Regions from separate parts of the Mus musculus genome. Here regions 1 and 2 are each linked to region 3. A link is a loop called in an ENCODE intact Hi-C map of the cell type or tissue named here. Cell type or tissue: left cerebral cortex. All regions are shown on one strand.

Region 1 (8,000 bases), 430 kb before region 3:
TTTTCCACTCTCCCACCTCCCAGGGTGGCCACGCTCTGATTTCAACACCGGTGGTTGGTTGTGACTTGACCTGGAGAAGGAGCTTCCCCCACCCCCTACCCCCACCCCCGCCCCCACCCTCTGGAATCCCCCACCTATGACTCTGTTGGCCCTGCCTCCGCCCTGCTGGGCTGGCATCTGCTCCCTGTTCCCTGCCCGGAAGGCACTGGGGCGTCAAGTTCGACTTCCATATCATTTAAGACCCACCAGAGGGCGGCGCTGGGCAGGGTGCCCCTCCTCCCAGGTAGCCCTAACCATACACTCTAGAACTGCTCCGCACTGCTGGCTCTGGGCAAGCCTTTGAGCTCCAGTTTCCTTCCATCTGGTTCAGCCTAGGCCATGACCAAGCCCATGCGGGACACACACACACACTCACACACAGATGCGAGCCATACTGTTGAAACTCCTCCAGCCCCAGATGTGCTCACAGTTCCCTGCCCAAGTTCCCTCGATCTGCACCTGCTCCCAAACCCAGAGCTTCTAGGACCTCAAGTCCTGTACTTCCACGTGTAGCTGGGTACACTCCTGTCCAGCTCTAACAGAAATACAGTCACCGGCTGTCACACAGCCCTCTAGAGACCAGGCAGCACACCGGGGATCGGCGTGAACCGCCACACCTCAAACACCCTTTCCTTAACAGGCTCCCACATGCCGCGACGCTCACACACTTACCCTCCTGAAGGAGTTCACACCCCCAAACACTCAGACTTTCTCTCTCACCTCTCCATGCAACTGATCTAGACTCTCTGTTACCTCTCTCACACACACACCATCACACAGCCACATCTAAATGTACTCCCGTGCCCTCTCCAAACATAGCTGATTCTCGGACACTCACAGACCCAACAAAGACACACACACACACACACACACACACACACACACACACACACACACACACACACACACCACTGGCACAGACCCACGAGAGCTTTCTCCAAAAGATCTATCCTCTCTTCGCTGCACGGAAGCCCTCCTGGACTGTGCCTACAGCCCGAGACTCCCAGAGCCATCCGGGCCCGCGCCCTTCTCGGTCTTTGCGCGCATCCCCCGGCCCCGGGCTTCCGCGGGCGCCCGCACACTCACCGCGTGCCAGGTCCAGAATCGCGGCGAGCAGCAGGCAGGAAGCGCGGCGGAGGCTTGGAGCAGCTTGCATGGTGTCCAGAAGCTGGCGGCGCTGGCCGAGGCGGCGGCGGCGGCAGCGATCGCAGTGGCGGCGGTGGGTCCCCTCGCCATGGGCTCAGAAGCGCTTGTGACCCGGGCCGCCGGCCGTGGCGGTGACGAGAGGCGAGGAGAGCCGAGGGGAGGTCCCCATGCTACTGTAGCCCGGCCGCCAGGCTACCCGGGGCTGCTCTGGGCTGTACCGGGATGCTCCGGGCTGCACCACCAGGCTACTCTGGGCTGTAATAGGATGCTCCGGGCTGCACCAGACGCACTGGCTGCTCCGGGCTGCACCGGACCTGGCTGGGGCGCGCAGCTGCTCCCGGCTGGTTGGCTGCGATAGGCGGCCACGGCGGCCGGAGTCGGATCCGTGGCGGCAGTGGCGGAGTTTGGAGCCGAAGCTCTGCCCGCGCCGCCGCGCTCTGCCCCGCGCTCGCTCTTCTCGCGCCCCCTCCTCTCCCTCCTTTCCTGCCGCCCCGCCCCCGCCCCCCCCCACCCCCCGCGCTGCGCTCGCTGCCGTATTCTACAGACTTTTCTTTAATCCGTTCTGGGCTGTTCGGCTCTCGTCCGCTAAGCCGATTTATTGCAGAGAGGAGAACTCGCCCCCCTCCCTCTCGGCTTCTACCCTCTGCTCCCCCCACCCCCATCTCATCACAACTGCTTGCTTGTGAGCTGCATCCTCCCATACACACACACCAAGCTTCGCTCCACCCGAATCGCCCTCCCCACCCCTCCACCTGGACGTGTCCCTGGACGCCCCTTTCCTCCGCTTGGTGGATGCAAGCACCCTTCCTCCTTCCAGGAGAGAGAGATGCTTTCCCCGGAGGGATGTAGGTCCTCAGGGCTTGCTTTGACACCTATGAACGTCGTCCTTAGGGGCTTCAGAGCTTCAGTGTTCCACAAATAAGGGCTACCCTCCAGCCCGCGCCCCGCGCAGAACAGCTGCATTGTATGTGCAGGCTGGACCGGGCAAGGGAGGCATCGACTTTTTCTTCTGAGACCAAGATGTCACCTTAAAAAAAAAATCAGGGCTGACACCCCAGCTCCTCCACCTGAGAACCGGGGTGGGGTTGAAACTTGTGTCAGATCGTCGCTTTGATCGCTCACGCACTATTGAGCCTGGGCTGTGGGGTCTCCCACGTGAGGAAGAGGCAGGTGCTCCTAGCTCTTAGGGTGGTGGTGGGGGTGGTGGAACCAGGAGTTAGATCGTCAAGTTCCAGAATGAACAGCAGAACCAGAGAGTGACTCTGAGCCCCCAAACCAGGACCCAGGTCTCCTTATGCTGCATTCTCCAGGGAAGTCCCAGCTCCCCTATCTTTACTAAGCTGCTGCATCCTTGTTGCTCAGTTTACTTAGCCGGGCAATGGGTACACTGGCAGCCCCACTGGCTGCAGGCCTTGGGAGAGGGGTGGGCAGTGAGTAATGGCCTGGCAGGTGCTACTAGGAAAGACTTGTGCCAGGATGCCCCACGGAGTGACCCACTCTCCTCCTTACCCTCTGCAGCCTTGTCAGCACATGGCCTTTCAAGGCAGCTAGCTAGCTAGCTGCAGTTCAGGGTCGCTCAGCCTCCCTGCTCCAGGGAAGGAGCGATTTGCATTTATTTAGATCTGAGCGAATACGTTCACCTGACAGGCTTTAGAAGGATCCTCTTAGTAAAATAATAATAATGATCGTAATAAACCCTTATAAATAGGTGTTTGATTACAGTTTGTCCCTCCGTGGGTATTTTTTTTTTGAATCAGACTAATTGGTTGCTAGACTGATTGGGCTGGATCTGGCTTGAACACTGGAGTCTTGGGCCTTTATCCTTTCCCTGGCTGTTCTCCACTCCCCCTTGCTACGCCTCCAAGTCTCATCTTCCCCAAGCTACTGAGGGGTGAGCTTGAGGGCATCTCCCCTCCCCTCCAAAAAAAGCTTCCCCCCCACCCACCCCCCGCTAAGCAAGCCAAGGGAAGAGCACAACCCTTGCCTGTCTGATCCTGCCAGTCTCTCCCTCCCACCTCTCTGCTTCTGGCTTAGGAAAAAGCTATCCAGGATTCTAAGCCCTCGGTGTGAGAGGTTCCCTGGCTGAGGAGCTCCAAGCCCAGATGCCCCCCCGCCCCCCCTCCCGGGCTGGGCTAGGCTTACAGGAAATGCATGCATTGCTGTGTGGCCTTCCATGCTCTTGGAGTCTAGGTGCAACAGGATGGAGCCAGGTGAAGGAGGACAGGCAAGAGTTCTTCAGAAGGCCAAGTGGGCGTGGCTTCCCGGCCGCACCCACCTACCACTGTCCTTGGGGGAGGAGCTGAAAGGAGCAGGTCATTGGTGAAACTACCCATCAGTCCCAAGCTTAACCAGCTGGGAAAGAGGGCCAAGGTATTGTCTCCACGGAGTCCTCTAAGAATGGCGTCAGTGGAGAGGGTGGAAAGGAGAAAAGAAGTTTGAAACCAGGGAAGTCTGGTTTCACGGCTGAGTATCTTGGGCCTGGAGTTTTTTATACCTTAATGGACCCACCTTTATTCCCAAATCATCTTCACTATCCACCCTGTCCTTGAACATTACCCTGTGGAGAAAGTACTGTTCACCCTGGCCCGTGGCACATAGTAGGTCTTCACTGAGTATTGGATGGATGGAAAAATGAATGTAAGGCTGAATGAGGTTGGATAACTGGTTGGTTTGTTCCTTAGCTCTGAGCTCAAGCTGGTACTCGGTGGGTGCTCAGAGGCAAGCTGTAGCCACGAACCTTCTCAGAGATCCAGGATTGTGACGCTACTCCGCCCTGGTGCAGAGTTGGTTTCCCTTGGAAGGGCCAGGCTGCCAAAGCACGCCTATTACCATATGGTAATGATAATAGCAACAGCCCGCCTCCCAGCTCGGCCAAAAGCCCCGCCCCTTCGGCTCCATAAACCACAGCACTGGAGTCCTTTCTTCTGCTGCATAGAAAGGTGACTCGGAAGCACAGTCAGTTAACAGGGGGCTCTGGGAAACTAAGGCAAAGGAGAAGTCACCCAGGGCAGCCACAAGCTTTTCATTTAGTTTATGTCTACTGCTGCCCGCCAGAGGCGGTGCTTGCAGTTTGCTCTCCTGGCACTCAGACTCTCGAGTCACAGTGAACCACGCCTCTCTCTTGGGCTCAGGTCCAGTAGGAACCGTGAGCCTCTAGGCAGCCAAGGTGCAGCTATCTGCCTGCCCGCCCGCAAGAGTGAGCAGGTCCTAATCCTCTGTCCTTGGTGCTGACACGGGCTCTCCCGACAGAGGGTGCTAACACAAAAGCAACCTTCTCCGCCTTGCTCCAGGGATGGACACCCGGAGGTCACGATGGAGTTTTAAGTTCTCTTCTCCAGGGACAGGGTACCACTGGCTCTCACAGCCTTGTTTCCAGAGGGTGGGCTTTGTAGGTTTGGGGAGAGCTACTTGGTGGAGTAGAGAATATGAGGACCTGCCTCTGTGCGCTGGGTGCTGTCAGAGACTTCAGCTTGTGAAACAGTAGCAGATCAGTGTGTGCGGCATGACTCCTATTTTAAAGATGAGATGGATGAGAAACAGAGAGGTAAGCAGCAACTTTTCCAGGGGAACAGCTAGTGATGGACTCAGGTTTGAATGCAGGATCCACTTCAAGGCTAGAGCTTTTGCATGCTTTCCTTGGCCACCTGCAATAACCCCACAGGGATCCACATGCATACATACACAGGGGCTCGTGTGTGAGTACACACACATGCCAGATGGACAACTTTCATGAGTCCATTGTGTCCATTTATTGGCTCCCATCTAATCATCACGGAAGTCCTCCATGGCAACTTTGTGTACACATGACTTACAGATAAGGAAACTAAGTTGCAGAGATGCCAGGTGAATCGTGAAGATAGGGTAAGGCAGAAGATTCTGAACATAGGGACCAGGTACGGGCATAGGGACCAGGTACAGGCTTCTCTCTCTCTCTCTCTCTCTCTCTCTCTCTCTCTCTCTCTCTCTCTTGCTTCTCTTTATGCTGGCAATCAACACCACCGGCATACATCCCACGCAGGACCCGTTTATCTAAATTAAACACAACCAGAAATGATGGCAATACCCAAACCGATTGCGAGCCAGCCACTTGGAATTAAGCCTTACATCTCCTCCTTAACAGACTTGGCCCACCTACATTGTCAAGATTCCACATATTCCCCTAGAAAAGGACGCCACGGGCTGAGGTGGTAATCTCCTCACAGGACACGCACAGGGGTGCTAGGTATCATTCACCCAGATGAGGGAGTTGGAGGCCAGGGTTCCCCACACTGGGTCTCACACAGAGACCATTTGTGAGCTTGTAATGAAAATTCCTCAAAAGAGGGTTTCATGGCTAAGTCTACTTGGAGAATGCCAGTAGTTTCCTCTCAGCTCACAGGAGCACAGTAGCTTTGTTGGATGGGAATCTGCCTTTGCTTATCACCCCTCTTCTTATCAATTCTTATTAACATCTATGTCCCCAGGTGTCTGTGACAATAGCGGACAGGTGACAACAGTAGCAAATAGAATGACCACCGCTGACTGATGACATGTGTCACTAGCTAAACGCAGCCTGCTTGTTTGGATGCTTTGCTTGTACTAGTTAATCAAGCTCTGCACAGCCCTGTGGAGTAGACTCTACCTGTGGGTCCATAGAATACAGAAGGACATGAAGGGACAGATAGTGAAGTCATTGCCTAACGTCACCTACCTGGTATATGGTAAAGTTGGCATCTAAAGATAGACGACCCCTTGCTGATCTGTCTCTCTGCTTTCTGACCTATGTTTCCCAGCCCATACTCTCCAGCCCACCTCTCTATGCTGAAGTTGGAGATATCTGTTCTGTGTCCTCACAGAGCATTGTGGGCCTAATGTGTACAGGACCACAGGTGATTCATCTGATCATTTGGGCCAAGAAAGATGGAAAGTGACTGTTGGGGGGAAGGAAGGGATAGATGGATGGATAAATGGGAGGTTGGATGGATGGTGGATGGATAGATGGATGGAAGGAAGGAAGGATGGATTGGTGGATGGATGATGGATAGATGGAAGGATTGATGGATGGAAGGATGATGAATGGAAGGATGGATGGATGATGGAAGGATGGATAGATGATGGATAGATGGAAAGATTGTGGGTACACAGATAAAAATGGATGAAAGGATGGGCAGATGAATGAAAATGATAGGTGATAGAGATAGACAGGCAGGCATGCAGACAGACAGACAGACAGACAGACAAATAGAGGAATTTATGGATAGATAGATAGATAGATAGATAGATACATACATACATACATACATACATACATACATACATGCATGCATGCATGCATACATAGATGAACATAAAGGATAATGGATGGATGGATGGATGGATGGATGGATGGATGGATGGGCAGTGGAGTGGATGAACAGGTAGACAGATCAGAAAAAGGCTTAGTGGGTCCACATAGAGAGGTGGTGTGGATGGATGAATACAGATTAGGAAATATCAGCAGGATTTATTCTTTTCCTGCACACTGTGCTGTCTGGCTGTGAAGGAGCAGGGCAGCAGATGTTAGTCATTACCAGAGGTGCCAGCAGATACAGTCAAGTGCCTGAGCGAAAGCGTAGGCTCTGGGGTCAGGAGCCTAGACTTAAATCCCAGTCTCGACTCTCAGAAAGGCGATTCTGACCAGAAGATAGGAAGGAAGAACTCTCTTCCTATCCACTGTGACAAATTCATTGGTCACCTACCTGGTACATGCCTGGGCCAGTCTCCCCCTTGCCTGTGAAATGCAGATAGGACTAGAGTGACCAGTGTGGCTTGTGATCACATCAGAAGATGTTCAAACCATGAGGATCAGCTGTGGCTGCTGAACTGGCACTTGAGGCAGTCAGCAACGCAGTGCTGCTATGACCCACGGTTTGTTTGCTTCTGTGGTCCTCAGCCCAGCATCCTTTACAGTGGTTCCACTGTAGAAGAGTGGGCAGACTACAGTGTGGAGGTCTGAAGAGACTTGCAAAGTGTTGGCCATAATGCAAAAGCAAAGGAGGGAAGCCGGTTCATTTTCCCCTGTGATCCTTTAGAGCATTAATCCATCCATTTCCAGTTTCGGACCCTTGTCTCCAGGTTATCATTTCGGGGCTGATAAATCTGAGGTCACTCTTGAAATCCTCCCTTGTCTACTTTCCCTCTCACTCTGCAATTTTGAAAATCGCCAATAGGTGGCGCCATGGAACACGCGATTTTCCTTTTTTTTTTTTTTTTCCTTTCCTTTCCTTTTGAATTGGAGGGCCTGTAGTTCATAACATGAATCACCTTCTTAGTCACAGATTCCTTAAGTGTCAATGTTTCCAAGGCAAGGCATGATATCCCTAGACATGCTTCCAGTTAGTCCATTTTGTGATGGGGGAAGAAATACTGTAGAGGGGAAACTGAGGCCCCTGCAATTTGTATGGAGTGGGTACCTTGTTCCCACTACAAGAACAGAGATTTTCCCACTGTGATCCTTGTCTCCCCAGGTCTCACTGAACGTTCCAGAAGGTCTGGGCTATTTTACCTTGTTCCCTGAGAACTCTCGTGTTATTCTTTTAGGCCCCGGTCATTTGGTTCTGGTTCACGCAGGCCAGGGTCACATGGTTCTGGTTCATGCAGGCCCAGGTCATGTGGTTCTGGAAGTTGAGCAGGGAGGTCTAACTATCCAAGTTAGTGATGCAATTGGGAACCTAATGGCATGGGTGCCCGCAGGTTTTGGTTAAGTACAGAAGCCATAGGGTAAAGCGCTCAAACCTCTCCCCTCTCTACAACCTGCTTTCTGGCTGTGCCTTCAGGTCCCAGAAAGTGTCAGACAC
Region 2 (8,000 bases), 280 kb after region 3:
AGTCTACGGCAACATCTAAAGAAGGTTGTATCTGCTGCATTATGAACAGAGTTAGGGAGTGGGGCTTGGAGAGATTGCTCAGTGGTTAAACACGCTTGCTAGTCTTCCAGACAGTGGCTAACTCCCACTTTTGGCCTCTGTGGGCACCTGCACGCACACACGCACACTCAGGTACATACAAATAAATAACATAAAGCCAAGTTAAACCCGTGAGGTAGCTCACCGGGTAAAGGGGCTTACCGTGAGCCTGCAGGCTGACTTTTGTTTCTGAGACTACCTTTAAGACAGGAGGAAAGAGCTGACTATATGAAGTTGTCCTCTGACCTCCACATGTCTGTCCTGGCACATGGATCTACATGCACAAAAAAAAAAAAAACAAAAAAAAAAACCTTCTAGCCAGGCACGACGGCACGTGCCTTTAATATCAGCACTCAGGAGACAGAGACAGGTGAATCTTGTGAGTTCAAGGTCTATGCAGCAAGTTAGTTCCAGACAAACCAAGGCTAAACAGGGAGCCAGAGAGGCCAGGGATTGGTGGCACATGCTTTTAATCCCAGTACTCTAGAGGCAGAAGCAGGAGAGTCTCTGTGAGTTTGAGGCCAGCCTGGTCAACAGAGAGAGTTCCAGGACATCCAGGGTTACACAAAGAAACCCTGTCTCAAAAGAGAAAAACAACAACAAAAACCTAGAATCCAGTCATCTGACTGTCATAGTTCATCAAAGTTGATTTCTGTAACACAGAAAGTAGAAATGCAAAGGGAACATCAGCCTTCTTCCTTCCAGAACCTTCCAGAAAGTCCTCTTGCCTAAGCTATGGCCATCTTGGGGGGCAGGGGGGTGGCTTTGCTATGTCACCATTGCCCACTGTCAGGATGAACCCCCCACACCCATCTTGACTCTGTCCTTTATTGTTAAAGGTTGTCTTGCAGGGAACAGGAAGTCCTTTTCTCAGCCCTCCTTCTCCTCCCCCTCCTCCTCCTCCTCCCCCTCCTCCCCCTCCTCCTCCTCCTCCTCCTCCCCCTCCTCCTCTTCCCCCTCCTCTTCATCATTAACCCTAGCCTAGAGGTGCTTTGCCTGCATGTATGTCTATGTACCACATAGACTTCATAGCTTTCAGAAACAAGACCAGGGCATTGGATTCCCCAGGACTGGAGTTACAGACAGTTGTGAGCTGCAGTGTGGGTACTGGGAATTTAACCCAGTTCCTCTGGAAGAGCAGCCAGTGCTCTTAACTGCTGAGCCATCTCTCCAGCCATCTTTATTACAGCCATGCTCATGACCCAAAGGTTAACCCCGACGATTGAAGGAGAAAGGCTGACCATCAACCCAGATCATCACCACCGAAGTAACTGGAACAACAATGAATTAAAGCAAGGTCTTTATTTCCAGACACAGGATGCCTCCCAATACGTGGTGTTCAAGAGATCACCGCTGTAGAATAAGTTGATCATAACAACCTCTTTGAGGGGGCTGGAGAGATGGCTCAGCAGTTAAGAGCACTGACTGCTCTTCTGTAGGTCCTGAGTTCAAATCCTAGCAACCACATGGTGGCTCACAACCATCTGTAATGAGATTTGATGCTCTCTTCTGGTGTGTCTGAAGACAGCTACAGTGTACTTACATATAATAAATAAATAAATGTAAACAAACAAACAAAAAACAACCTTTTTGAAGCGGAGGCATGATTGCAAGGTGGTCGTTACAAGGTAGTCCTAATAACTGTTTAAACAAAGGCCAGGTTGCAAGATGTCTGTTACAACTTCTGAAACAAAGGTTTAGTTGTCATTTTTCTGGAACAGGTAGTTCAGCACTATCTGTAGTTAAGGTTACAGGCGGGGCATAGCCCAGTCCTTGAGAAGCAGACACAGTCATAAACAGCAATGAGTGTAGTGTGTCTTTACTACACAATGGCTTTTAAGTCTAAGATGGAGGCAGGCTGGTTTGTCACTTATTTTCTGTTTTTTTTTAAATTTATTATTTATATATTATTAAATTTTGCAGACCAAACACAGATTTATTAAGGAAAAGTGAGAAAGAACTCCCCAGAGTGGGAGAGGTTCTAAGTAAGAAATATTTTATTTTCTTCTTCTCTGTTTGGCTATTGAGAATTGAACCAAAGGTTTCACACGTTCTAGATACGTGTTCTACCACTAAGTGATATCCCTTTCCTCCGACCTCTCGCTCGCTCTCTCTCTGTCTCTCTCTCTCTCGCTCGCTTTCTCTCTAGATAAGTGTTCTACCACTAAGTGATATCCCTTTCCTCCGACCTCTCGCTCTCTTCTCGCTCTCTCACTTTCTCTCTTTCTTTTCCAAGACAGGATTTGTTTCTGTGTAACCCTGGCTGCCCTGAGCTCACTCTGTAGACCAGGCTAGCCTTGAACTAAGAGATCTTCCTGCCTCCTGAGTGCTAAGATTAAAGGTGTGCATCATCACTGCTCAGCTTGCTTTCTTCTCCCTCTCTCCCTCTCTCCCTCCCCCTCCCTCTCCCTCTCTCTTTGCTTCTGAGATAGGATCTCTAGCCCAGGACAGCCTTAAGCTCCCTATGCAACCAACAGTGATCTTGAACTTCTAATTCTTCTACCTCCACCTTCCAAGAGCTGAAATCACAGGTATGGACCTCCGTGCCCAGTTTAGGCAACGCTGAGAACTGAAGCGCAGACTTCATGGCTACTTGCCACCTTCCCAGCCCCGGGTTCATAGTGTTGTGGAGCCATCGCTCTGCTTGTGGCTCTTGAGTCCCTCCTAACCTGTGAATCTTATGAAAACTCTAAGAAGGGTTTCTGGCCCCTCGGTGGGCAGTGTCACTGACACAGTAATTGATCATCTTTTATAAACATTGCTACCAGAGCAGAATAATGATTCAGCCACCACTCTTGGAAAGAACTTAGAGACGTGCATTCTTAGCATTGACCACCGCCCTGAGGAAGAACCTGGAGTTGAGGATTGTTAGTAAAGTTAGGTTAAGATGGTTGGGTTTTTTGTTTTCTTGTTTTTTTTTAAGCGGCTTTGACATAAAAAATCTTGAGCAACAATTCGAAATTCAGAAAAAAACCTTTGATAATTGAGCAAGGGATTTGTTGAGGTCAGTGGACAAGAACAGTGGCAGCCTGACCAGCACCAGCTGACCTGGCTCTCTTGTTAAGAGATCGGCTGGTGATCAAGGCGATGACTAACTTCTTGAACCCATTTTTGCTCTCCACTCCCTGATATGATTTAATAAAAAAAATTGTTAATGAATAGATGTGCACCCTGATATTTAAAGTAGAAATGGCTGATCATTTTTTTACATAAAAGTTAGATTTGTGATTTTTTAAAATGTTTTTTATGAGCTTACTCTTTAAGATAAATAATAAAAATAATTGAATCTCTCTTTGTAACTGCACATTGCAGCCTGCCAGTAAGAGAAACTGGCTGAGAAAATTAGCTCGTCTCTTAAACTTTGTTAGTCTATCACAAGTTGCTTAGTTACAAATGTGAATGGGTTCTTAGGAACAACTTTTTTTTTTTTTAGTATACTCAATGTTATCATTCACTTAAAGAAAGGAGAGTATAATCACAGTGTAGCCAGTGTACTGCTTGGAAGATTTTGCTGGGATATATAAACTGAGGGAGAAAAATGCCAAGGGTGTGTGTGTGTGTGTGTGTGTAAATTGTTTAGATCTCTTTGGCGCTTGCTTCATCCACCAGGTGTGTATGAATGTGTGCCTGCTTTCCAGCTCCCTGACCCCACATCCCCTCCTTGGATTGCTAAACATACTGTGGGGCTGGTCTGACACAGCCAGGCCTGGGGGACCTGAACTGCACAGCAGTCACATTACCATACCACCCCCAGCCTGCCATCTGTACCTTTGTTTTGAGGGTGGGGTGAGTGAGAGACAGTGTTTCCCCGTCCAGGGTTTCTCTGTGGAGCCCTGGCTGTCCTCGAACTCAGAAATCCGCCTACCTCTGCCTCCCAAGGGCTGGGATTAAAGGAGTGCGCCACCATATGTACTTTTTAATGACTGTTAAAACTAACTGAGTTCTGTGGCAGATGATTTCCATTCAAATCCTCCTACCGGTTATTTAGCATAATCTAACTCTCCTGTGGCTCTCCTGGCTGAGGCACTTCAGATGGAGAACTCCGCGGGGCAGGAGGTTAATCCTCCTCCTTGGCAAGGAACTGGTCATCCCCATTCATTTTACTATTGCACAGAGAAGTTTAGTAACTTACTTAAGGCCACATAGGCGATGGTTTTGACGGAGCAGCTTGCACTCCCAAACCTACACTCTTAACCGCCCTCACAAAGGCAGCCCTAGCCCTGCCTTTGACAGTTCTGCATCTCTGACGTTGTGTTTTGCTTCTGACTCCCACCACCACGAACCCAATGAATATTTACCATTGTCCCTGCTTACATTTCACTTGCAGGACTCCGATTTTAAAAACAGTCGAAAATTCAAGGCTCAAATGGAAGAAAGCTGACGCAGCCCAGTGCAGCGTCCGCAGTGTGAATAAACGTCCGTGCTTACCTGGAAGATCACACGAACTGCTAATCTGAGAGTATGCTAGAGACGCTGGGTGGGTCACAGTCCCCCAGAAGGCTCTGGGCCACTTGCTAAGTCCCAGCAGCTGAGCTGACCTAAGCTGTGTGCACCACGGGTCCAGCTGGAGCAGGGGTGGCTCGTGACTGTCCGCTCCAGGAGTTAATTCCATAGAGACTGCTCGTGAAACGGGAGAAGTCTATGGCCCCGTTGCCTCGCTCCCACTCAGAGAGCATATTTTGAGAAGTCTAATTATACGGTGGGGTTTGTACAGGATGAAAGAAAGGGGTTTAGATAAGCCTTTTCTAAAGGCAAATTGGCAACAGCTGTTAGAGAGGGCTGGGCAGCGCTGCGAGCCGGGAGTGCCCCCTGGAGGTAGACTCGAGTAACTGCAGCCAGCACTTTCCTTAGACACAACCTACAGCCCACCGTTATGTGACCTGGGTTAAGTACTTGACCCTCGGTGGCCTCAACAACAAATGAAGACCTATAATTCCCACCTGGTAGGTTTGCTGTAACGATTATGCACAAATGTAGCCAAAGGGTTGCTTACACCCCAAACCTCCAGCAAAGCCTCCAAGGGTCAGATGATGTCATTCAATGATCTAAGAGACTGGAAAGGGCTTCTCTGAGAACCAGGCAAAATAGATAAGGGAGGGGGACGGGAAATGGGGAGGTTGACAATTGCTCTGCCAACTGTGTCGACTCTGATTCTGGAATTGCCAGCTTTCACCTCAGCGTCTCTCTAGAGCCTCATGATACAGAACGAGGGTAACCTAGAAGTAAAATACCCCAACCAGAGAACAGAGATGTTCCAGGAGAAGTCGGCCTCTTGCCAAACTCCGAAGCCACAGCCCTGCTTGGATGATTGAGCCACAAAAGGGGCTCCTTCTGCAGTAGCCAGAGGGGAGGCTCCAGGGCTGAGGGGACTCAGGCCCAGCCTATCCAAGGGTACCCTGCTTCATGGAGGGATACACTGAGTCAGCTGGAGGTTTGGATGCTGGTTGGCTGATCACACTGAATTGCCTTGCTTTTTCTCCATCCCTGACCACCCATATGTGCCTACATATGTGTATGTGTACTGCACACATGCCTGGTGCCCTTGGAGATCAGAAGAAGGCATCAGACCCCTAGACTTGAAACTAGAGATGGTTGTGAGCCACCAGGTAAGTGCTAGAAACTGGACCCAGGTCCTCTGGGGGCAGTGGACAGCAAGTGTTCTTACCCGCTGAGCTGTCGCTCCAGCCCCTTCAATATGAACTTTTAAAACCACTCTCTGCCCTGCCGAGGCTCCTCAGTGCTTCCCATGTAACCCTGAGCTACTGAGACCAACCTGGTATTTGTCTTTGCTCCTGGACTGAACGTCTAGCCCTGGGGGGGCGGGGGGGGGCAGAAAGAGTCTCTCAAGCAGAATTGCCACCCTAGGTTGCCCAGATTTCCCAGCACGACTGGAATGGGGACAGTTATTCAAACTCATCAGGGTTGTTGGGAGGACCAGAGGAGACTGTTGATGTAAACACATTTGTGGGCGATGAGGTGAGATTCTGCATAAACACAGGGCTTCCAGCAGCATGTCTGATGAAAGCAATATATCACTCTCTCCGCGGATGCCAGCCAACCAGCCCCAAACCCTGCGGTCTTACGGCAAGGACAGCTTGGCAACCCAAGTCAGGAAGGGGCCATGAAGACCTTTAAGCCCTATGGCATCTGTGCCTTTCTGGCACCCCAAAGCTCAGGGCGGAGGTGGAGCCACCCAGGAATTTATTATCCTTCCATAACATTAAGCTCCCCAAATCCCCATGACGCCCAGGAATGATGTGACTGCAGGGTGTGTGGGCACACTGGCACCAAGGGCCCCTCCAATAAATCAAGGTCTCAGTTTTGCTGGCTGCTCAATGCTTTTTCCAAGGTGACCTGGGTGGCCATTCATGTAGCAGTGGTGTCTGTCTTTGACATGGTGGCTAAAAATGGCTAAGGGGGCCAGTTCTCTAGAAATACTGCCTGTTGACACCCTGGAGGAGTTACAAAGAAAATGACAGCCTTCCTACAACCTTGGCCGATTTGGGTGGCCCTGATGGTGGTCCCTTGGGTAGTCTAGAAGAACCTACCCAGTGCTGAGCCAGGGCCCCTGAGAAGCCAAGGCCACCTTACCATCTGTTGCGCAAGACAACCACACCAGTCATAGAATCTTAACTCAGCTGCCACAACCCCTAGTGATTCAGGCAAGGACGCTATAAGTCAAAAAGTGGCGAAGGACTTGTCAATGGTCACATGGCCTTGAGGGGGCGATCAAGGTAACCCCCAGGGGTTCAGGCCTCTCCACACCCCCTTTAATGAGGCTACCTGGCAGAGAAGCCAGATTCAGGGTGAGTTCCCAGAAACTTGGCCCCATCTAGCCATTCCTCCTGTCATGGTAATTTCTCCAGTGTCTTCTAAAAGAGCCAGCGTGAGGAAACCCAAGACTATAAACAGTGCCCTCCTCTGCCAAAGGTGAGCGGAAAGAAATCAAATCCTTCCTCTGGTAACAAGGACCAGCAAAGTCACTGGGTGCCCCAAGAGACCAAGTGACTTGGGATACCAAGATCACGCCTGCCCAAGGTGGTCAAATCCCCAGTCAGAGGGTGGGGGGCTCTGAGAGAACCCATAAAAGGTGTCAGAAAGGCTGGACAGTGGTGGCGCATGCCTTTAATCCCAGCACTTGGAAGGCAAAGGCAGGCGGATTTCTGAGTTCAAGTCCAGTCTGGTCTACAAAGTGAGTTCCAGGACAGTCAGGGCTACACAGAGAAACCCTGTCTAGAAGTGCCAGAAAAAAAAAGCAGCTCAGGTGACTAAGGAAACTGACGAAATCTGAGGACACAGGTCGGTTAGTAGAAGGCTTGTTCAGCACACACAGGCATGGTGGCACACAGCTGTAATCCCAGCTCTCTGCAGTTCTTTACCTGTAGGAAGATCTGAAGTTGGGGACAGTGGACAGCCTGTGGGTCCTTGGTGGACAGCCTATAAGCTACATCACCCATCTTTCCTATTGTCATCTTCCTTGGGGTTAGAGAGGAATTAGGTGAGCAGCTCGCTCACTTACCACAGCATTCCAGAGGCTGGCACCAGCCACATACTAGGTACCCTTTCTGGCTGCTTTGGTTTTGGTTTTGTGTGTTTTGAGGCAGGGTCTCAAGTATCCCAGATGGACTCGACCTCATTAAGTAGCGGAGGGTGAGCTTGGTTCTCCTACTGTCTCCATATGCCGGGCATGCAACTTCTGTACCGACGTGACGTTCATCTTTTGATCACTTCAGTCACTTAACAAGTGTCCCAATCAGGTAGGGACTGACAGGTTCTCTAGATTTAGCACAAAGCTGACCAGACAAGAGTCACAGGTGATTGACAGACACCACTGCAAGTAGAGAAGGGTTAAAAATCACAGCCACCAGCAGAATAGGAAAGCCCCGCCCTCCTGGCCTCTGCCCCGCCCCTCCACGCTACCC
Region 3 (8,000 bases):
AAACACAGTGGGTGAAGGGCTAGCCTCGGATACGCAGAGCCCTGGGCTCAATCCCCAGGGCTGCATAAACCAGGGCAGGCAGGCCTGCACTCCCAGCACTCAGGAAGTAGAGACAGGAGCATGAGGGATTCAGGCTCATCCTAGCTACACAGAAAGTTTAAGGCCAACCTGGGCTACATGAGACCCTGTTTCAAAAAAAACCAGCTGGGTGGTGGTGGCACACGCCTTTAATCCCAGCACTCGGGAGGCAGAGGCAGGCGGATTTCTGAGTTCCAGGACAGCCAGGGCTATACAGAGAAACCCTGTATCAAAAAAACAAAAAAACAAAAAACAAAAAACAAAAAAAAAAACAAAACAAAACAAAACAAAAACCAAAGAATAGGGCTGGAGAGATGGCTCTCAGCAGCTAAGAGCACTGGCTGCTGTTCCAGAGGAGGACCTGGGTTCAAACCCAGCACCCACAACCATCTGTCATTCCAGTTCCGGTAAAGCCTACACCGTCCTCTGGCCTCCACGGGTACCAAGCTCACCCATGGTATATAGATCCACATACAGGCAAAACACCCATGTACAAAGCTAGGTAAATAAATACCCTTAAAGCAAGGAACAGAGGCTGGGCAGTGTTGGTACACGCCTTTCATTCCAGCACTCAGGAGGCAGAGGGAGGCAGATCTCATAACACTAGGGTTTGGGAGGCAGAGGGTCCTGCTTAGGGTTACTGTTGCTATGACGAAACACCATGACCAAAAGCAAGTTGAAGAGGAAAGGATTTACCCCTCCAAAGTCAGGGAAGGAACTCAAGCAGGGCTGGAACCTGGAGGCAGGAGCTGATGCAGAGGCCGTGGAGAGATGCTGCTTACTGGCTTGCTCAGCCTGCTTTCTTATAGAACTCAGGACCACCAGCCCAGGGATGGCCCCACCACAGTGGGCTGATGCGTCCTTACTTACAGGCTTCCCTACTGCCCAATCTTATGGAGGCATTTCCTCAGTTGAGGCTCCCTCCCTTCTGATGGCTAGCTTGTGTCAAATTGATGTAACACTAACCAGCACACAGAAGCAGAAGGGTCTTCAAAAAGTTCAGGGTCAGCTTGTTCTATAGTAAGTTCCAGAGCAGCCACAACCAGGTAGTGAGATTGTGTCTAAATTATAAAATAAAATTTCTATTTTGTTTCTTTTTATTATTGTTGTTGGTGGTTGATTGGTTTGTGCAGCTCCTGCCTTCTGAGGGTTAGGATTGTGTCTAAATTATAAAATAAAATTTCTATTTTGTTTCTTTTTATTATTGTTGTTGGTGGTTGATTGGTTTTTGCAGCTCCTGCCTTCTGAGGGTTAGGATTAAAGGTAAGCACTACCACTGCCCAGGTTCAATTTTATTTCTTTCCAAAGATTTGCTTTTTTTTTTTTTTTCTTCAGGAGACAGAGGCATCTCTGAGTTTAAGGCCAGCCTGGTCTACAGTGTGCATTCCAGGACTGCCAGGGCTTCACAGAGAAACCCTGTCTCGAAAACATAACAATAACATACACACACAACCAACAACAAGATATATGTACTTGTTTTTATTTTATGCATCTGAGTGCTTTACTTGCAAGTACATATATGTACTACATGGATGCCTGGTGCCCTCAGAGCCAAAAGAGGGTGTTGTATCCTCCGGAATTGGAGTACAGATTGGTGTGAGCTGTCACCTAAATGCTAGGAATAGAACTGAGATCCTCTGGAAACCCAGAGTGTTCTTAACCTCTGAGCCATCTCTCAGGACCCTAAAACACACACACATGCACGCGCACACGCGCGCGCGCGCACACACACACACACACAAAACGGGACCTCACAATGTAGTCCTGGCTGATCTGGAATTGCTATGTAGACCAGGCTGGCCTTGAACTCACAGAGATCTGATGGCTTCTGCCTCCCTGGTGCTGGGGTTAAAGGTGTGTGCCCTGATGCCTTATATCTAACAACAATGCATAAAACAAAAAGTCTAATTAATAACAAAGCAAAGGCTGTTGATGAACCTCAGTTGCAGGGTGTTTAACCTAGCTGGCGTGAGGCCTGCATGTGATCCCCAGTATGTAAGTGTTGCAGGGATTTCCCTGCCCAATTACATTAGTGCAGAGGAAGCCTGTGATTGGACAGGGAAAGGGAGGCAGAGATAAGAGTGGCAGAGACAGAGAGCATCTCAGGGGAGAGAGGAGGGAGGATGGAGGTGGACGTGAACCCGCCACAGTTATTATATCATAATTGGGATAAAGCTTTTAGCATTATCAACTCGCTCTGAAATGATTGCATTGGCATCTTGTAAACTGTGACTTGATTGACACATAAATCTGATTGATTAACTATAAGCTTTAAGAGTTTTAATTCTCGGGGCGTGGTGGCACACGCCTTTGATCCCAGCACTTGGGAGGCAGAGGCAGGCGGATTTCTGAGTTCAAGGCCAGCCTGGTCTACAAAGTGAGTTCCAGGACAGCCAGGGCTGTACAGAGAAACCCTGTCTCGAAAGAAAAATAAAGTTTTAATTCAGGCTGGAGAGATGGCTCAGCGGTTAAGAGCACTGACTGTTCTTCCAAAGGTCCTGAGTTCAAATCCCAGCAACCACATGGTGGCTCACAACCATCTGTAATGGGATCAGATGCCCTCTTCTTGTGTGTCTGAAGACAGCTACAGTGTACTTACATATAATAAATTATTCTTTTAAAGATTTATTTATTATTGTACATGAGTTCACTGTAGCTGACTTCAGACACACCAGAAGAGGGCGTCAAATCTCATTATGGGTGGTTGTGAGCCACCATGTGGTTGCTGGGATTTGAACTCAGGACCTTCAGTAGAGCAGTCAGTGCTCTTACCTGCTGAGCCATCTCTCCAGCTCCCAATAAATAAATTAAAAAAAAAAAGTTTTAATTCTACTGGGTAATTGGGTGTTGTGATGGCTGACCGTGGGGTGCGTGGGCATTGTGTGGTAGCGAGAGAAACTCAGGAGTCCCTGCCGAAGAGTTGGAGAGTTGAGAGAAGCAGGAGATTGGAGAGTTGGCAGGTTCATTTTTAATATTTCCCGCAACATGTAAGTAAGGGGGTTGGAGCATGGGGGTGCACACCTTTAGTCCCAGCACTGGGAAGCAGAGGCAGGTGGATCTCTGTGAGTTTGAGGCCAGCCTGGTCTACAGAGCAAGTTCTAGGACAGCCAGGGCTACATAGCAAGTCAGAAGAAAGAGGAGAAGAGGAAGAAGGGAGGAAAAAGGAAGGGAGGGAGGAAGGGAGGGAGGGAAGGAGGGAGGGAGGGAGGGAGAGAGGGAGGGAGGGAGGGAGGGAGGGAGGGAGGGAGGGAGGGAGAGGTTCTCTCCTGGATGGAGCAAACCAAACCAGCCCACAGAAGTGGGGTGTGAGCAGGTGTGGGAGGGTGCACCCCTAATCCTAGCAGTTTTGGGATGAAGGCCACAAGTCCAGTGGTCCAGTATCTGCTATCTTCTACCTATAGCATCCAGATACACAGCAGACACTGATCTTCAGCCAGTCTCAGCTACATAAAGTTCAAGGCCAGCCTGAGCTACATTGGACTCCATCTCAATTAAAAAAAAATGGCACAGGTATCACCATCCTCCGAATATGGATGGATGGATGGATGGATGATGAACGGATAGACAGATGGACGATGGATAGATGGATGGATGGAAAGCCAGGTCCCTGTTATACACCTTTCGTTCCTTCTGACCTGCAGGTGAGACTTTCCCAGGGTCCACTGTCAGCTTCAGGCCTGGGTGTGATGATGCAAGCCTGTAATCCCAGCATCGGGAGGGAGAGGGAAGATCAGAGGTACCAGGCCATCCTCGGCTACATAGCACATTCAAGGCCAGCCTGTGCTACATGAGGCACTGTGCTAGCCTGGTCCATCCTAGCCTTAATAAATACAAGAGTCAGAGGGGAAGACACAAAACCCCAGATGGGATGTCCTGAGCCCAGGTCCCCGGGTTCTTCACAGCCTGACCTGATACTGAAGGAGAAGAGAGGACTCACCTGGGCCCTCTCCCACTCCAGCAGGACCGGTCTGTGCAAAAGCGTGGGGCTCCAGTGCCCCCTGCTGGCGGCAGTGAGAACAAGGCCAAGAGGACTTCCCTTCTTTCCTCTGTGCTTTGGGGGTGAGGGTGAGGGGTCTGCCTGAGATGCTAAAAAACCCCAGCAGCATCTTAGCCTTGAAAATCTCGTGCTCTCTTCAGAGGAAATCAACCATTTCTGAAAGGATCCCCAGAACAGAGCCAAGGGAACTCACCTAGCCTAGTCTGTCCAGCCCAGGAAGCCTTCCTGGAGGAGGTGATCTGCATTGGGTGACAGACAGTATGAGTCAAGGACTTAGTCCTCTGGGTCCCAAATAATAATTTATGTCTATTTGGCCAGGACCATTGAACAGACCACACTTTCATGAAGCTGAAGGGGACAGAACATGTTGGCCTGTGCCTTTAATCCCAGCATTCAAAAGGCAGAGGCAGGTGGATATCTGTGAGTTCCAGGCTGTTTTAGGGGTGGGGATGGGGAGGCAAGCAGTAGGCATGCGTGGTAGCTCATACCCATCATCTCAGTACAGGAAAGATGGAGCCAGGAAGATCATGATTGCAAGGCCAACCTGAGCTACAGAGTGAGACCACCAGAAAGAGGAAGAAACGTCCCGTTGGTAGGACTTGAGGAGCCACGGTTTCCCTTTCCCTCCTGTTCCGGGTTTGTGGTAAGAGAGCCAAAAGATGTCGATGCACCATGTCTGGTGAGCAGCAGAGGGAGACAGAGAGCCAGGGAAAGCTGAGCTGGAAGGATGAGTGAGCCAGGAAGGAAGCCAAAAAGGGGTGGGGTGGGGGTGGGTGTTACCAGGGAGGGAGGGGGAGGGGTGAGGAGGGGCGAGGCGGGGCGGGCCGGGGGCGGGGGCCGACACTGAGAATGAAAAAATATGGAACCCAGGAGGTGACAGCGCACACTATTAATCCCAGCACTAGGGAGGCAAAGGCAGGCGGAATCTCAGAGGCCAGCCTGGTCTACGGAGATTTCCAGGACAGACAGGGCTACACAGAGAAACTGTCTAGGAAAAAGAAAAAAAGAGCCGGGCAGTGCACTTGGGAGGCAGAGGCAGGCGGATTTCTGACTTTGAGGCCAGCCTGGTCTACAGAGTGAGTTCCAAGATAGCCAGGGCTACACAGAGAAACCGTCTCAAAAACAAAAAAACAAAACAAACAAACAAAAAAGCTGGGCGTGAAGCCGGGCGTGGTAGCGCACGCCTTTAATCCCAGCACCCGGGAGGCAGAGGCAGGCAGATTTATGAGTTTGAGGCCAGCCTGGTCTACAGAGTTCCAGGATAGCCAGAGCTATACAGAGAGACCCTGTCTCAAAAAAAAAAAAAAAAAAAAAAAAAAGCTGGGCGTGGTGGCACATGCCTTTAATCCCAGCATTCGGGAGGCAGAGGCAGGCGGATTTCTGAGTTCGAGGTCAGCCTGGTCTACAGAGTGAGTTCCAGGACAGCCAGGGCTATAAAGAGAAACCCTGTCTTGGAAAAAAAAAAAAGTAAAAAAGTAAAGAAAAGAAAATACACAACCCAAAACAGAATTGTAGGGACTGAAAAAATGGCTCAAAGGGGTGGCTCACAACCACCTGTAAACCCAGTCCCAGAATCCAACAGGCAAGCATGTACAGTACACACACACACACACACACACACACACACACACACACAGTAGCTGAAAATGACCTTGAACTTCCTCTCTCCACTTCCCAGGCTGGGGTGGCAGGGTGCACCTCCATGCCTAGTTTGTAGGGCGCTGGGGCTTCATGCTTCAACAGCAGACACTCGACCAGCTAAACTACATCTCCAGTCCTGCTTCCTGCCTTTAATGGTGTGGGGGAGTCCAGGTCTTCAAGCGCTAAGCAAACCAAGCCACCACTGTGCCTCAGCCCAGCCCTGGCTTAGCAGCCTTTATTAAAGGTCTTTAGATGTTATAAAATCGTTTTGTGGAATTATTCTAGGATTCCAACGCACATAGTAGGTGCTCTGGTGTGTTAGACTGTCAAAGCCACGTCTATAAAAAGGGAAACAATATGCTTGGAATTCCAGGGGACTCTGACGTGATCATGAAGGAAGGAGTGTCTTTAGCTGTCAGTGTGATCGCCTGCCTGAGAATTTAGCTAGAAAACATTTCTCCTGCACATCCAGGCCAGGAAAGAGCTCACTTGAGAGGAGTGGAATAGAGTCCATCTTTAGCCTGGCCACTTGGCGGCCGTTTGATTAGTCCAAGTCAACAGACCGCTGTAATTTTTACTTCTTTATTTTGATTTTTATGTATACAGGCATTTTGCCTGCATGTATGGCTGTATACCATATCTATGCCTGGTGCCCAAGGAAGCCAGATGAGGGCATCAGATCCCCTGAGACTGGAGTTACAGATGGTTGTGAGCTACCATGTGGGTGTTGGGAATGAACGGGAGTGCTCTGGAAGAATAAGTGCCCTTAACCACAGACCTACTTCTCCAGGACCTGCCATTTTTACTTAACATCTCTTAAGCCTTCTTCTTCCTCTTCATGGGTATTTATTTAATCTCACTGGTTTTGTTGTTGTTGTTGTTTTGGTTTCTCTTTTCTTTTTTTTTTTTTTTTTTTTTTTTTTTTTTTTTGGTTTTTCAAGGCAGGGTTTCTCTGTGTAGCCCTGGCTGTCCAGGAACTCACTTTGTAGACCAGGCTGGCCTTGAACTCAGAAATCCGCCTGCCTCTGCCTCCCAAGTGCTGGGATTCTCAAAGGCGTGCGTCACCACGCCCGGCAGGTTTTTGTTTTTTTAACATTTATTTTAATAGCCAGCCTTGGTGGCACACATCTTTAATCCCAGTCCTTGGGGAAGCAGAGACAGGCGGATCTCTGTGAGCTTGAGGACAGCCTGCTCTAGAGATTGAGTTCCAGGACAGCCAGGGCTACACATAAACCCTGCCTCAAAAAACAGACAAAACTACACACACACACACACACACACACACACACATATACACACACACACACACACACATAAAAATCAAACTTTTTAAGAATATCTGAAGCAAGTCAACCAAAAAGAAAAGGCCATTAAAGGAACCGCCCGCCCCAAAGTTTCTCCCAATGTTTTGATTGCGTGCTTTCTAGATGTAGACAAAGATGGTCTTTAGCAATTCAAAATAACAAGACTATGTGGCACAACCCTGGAACCTCGCTTTCCCAGAAAGCCCTTAGGAGATTTCTGCAACAATCCAGCTGGGCATCTATCACAAAAGTGAAGACAGGCCAGGAGTGGTGGCACACGCCTTTAATCCCAGCACTTGGGAGGCAGAGGCAGGTGGATTTCTGAGTTCGAGGCCAGCCTGGTCTACAGAGTGAGTTCCAGGACAGCCAGGGTGACACAGAGAAACCCTGTCTCGAAAAAAACGAAAAGAACCAAAAAAACAAAAAAACAAACAAACAAAAAAAGAGTGAGAAGACAGACACCGTTCCTAGGGCTGGACCAGTTGTAGGCCACAGAAGCTCTGGCCACCTTCCCAATCTGTGGCACTGAATCTTCACAGCCTGGAGAGGTCAAGGAGCTTGCCTGAGGTCACACAGAATTCTACACCTGGCAAGATCCAGCCGTGTTCATGCATGTGCAAGTGTGTACCCGTGCAGGTTAGAAGCGGACATCATCAGGCGTCTTCCTCATTGACTCTCTGCCTCATTTAGGGTACGGTATGCATGTGTGTCTTTCTTCCTATTCATATGTGTGAGTGTGTGCACATGCATATGTGTGTAAACTAATGTCAGGTGTCTTTCTCTCTCTCTCTCTCTCTCTCTCTCTCTCTCTTTTTTGGTTTTTCAAAACAGGGTTTCTCTATATAGCCCTGGTTGTCCTGGAACTCACTCTGTAGATCAGGCTGGCCTCGAACTCAGAAAGAAATCCGCCTGCCTCTGCCTCCGGAGTGCTGGGATTAAAGGCGTGCACCACGCCCAGCTTCAGGTGTCTTTTTTAATCA

Evidence for each region. Hi-C counts contacts between places; a loop is a spot of excess contacts. Peaks named below come from ENCODE experiments on the same cell type or tissue, not always from the same donor. Only the 100,000 strongest peaks of a DNase experiment are listed, where the experiment ranks them.
Region 1: it touches region 3 in a loop (4-fold over the local background); 8 of 42 quality-filtered maps call a loop at or near these places.
Region 2: a loop joins it to region 3, with 18 times the contacts of the local background. A loop is called at or near these places in 3 of 42 quality-filtered maps.

The regions. Positions count from the first base shown.
Region 1 is chr4:140,245,177-140,253,176 of GRCm38, forward strand. Igsf21 (immunoglobulin superfamily, member 21) reads right to left here and starts at 1,635. Exons shown (of 10, transcript NM_198610.2): 1 at 1,126-1,635. The coding sequence starts at 1,195. In left cerebral cortex, CTCF peaks have their summits at 253 (motif pointing right), 4,419 and 7,367 (motif pointing right); DNase peaks (open chromatin) are centred at 424, 1,185, 1,409, 1,821 and 5 more places; H3K4me3 peaks cover 2,337 bases; H3K27ac peaks cover 1,582 bases.
Region 2 is chr4:140,953,158-140,961,157 of GRCm38, forward strand. Gm13031 (predicted gene 13031) reads right to left here and starts at 4,745. Exons shown (of 4, transcript NR_045911.1): 1 at 4,507-4,745. In left cerebral cortex, a CTCF peak has its summit at 4,894 (motif pointing left); DNase peaks (open chromatin) are centred at 4,348, 4,793, 5,375 and 6,412; H3K4me3 peaks cover 1,642 bases; H3K27ac peaks cover 1,985 bases.
Region 3 is chr4:140,675,185-140,683,184 of GRCm38, forward strand. Gm13025 (a long non-coding RNA gene) reads left to right here and starts at 4,561. Exons shown (of 3, transcript XR_001784551.2): 1 at 4,561-4,718; 2 at 7,560-7,711. In left cerebral cortex, CTCF peaks have their summits at 4,086 (motif pointing left) and 4,729 (motif pointing right); DNase peaks (open chromatin) are centred at 4,040, 4,761 and 6,388; H3K4me3 peaks cover 283 bases; H3K27ac peaks cover 313 bases.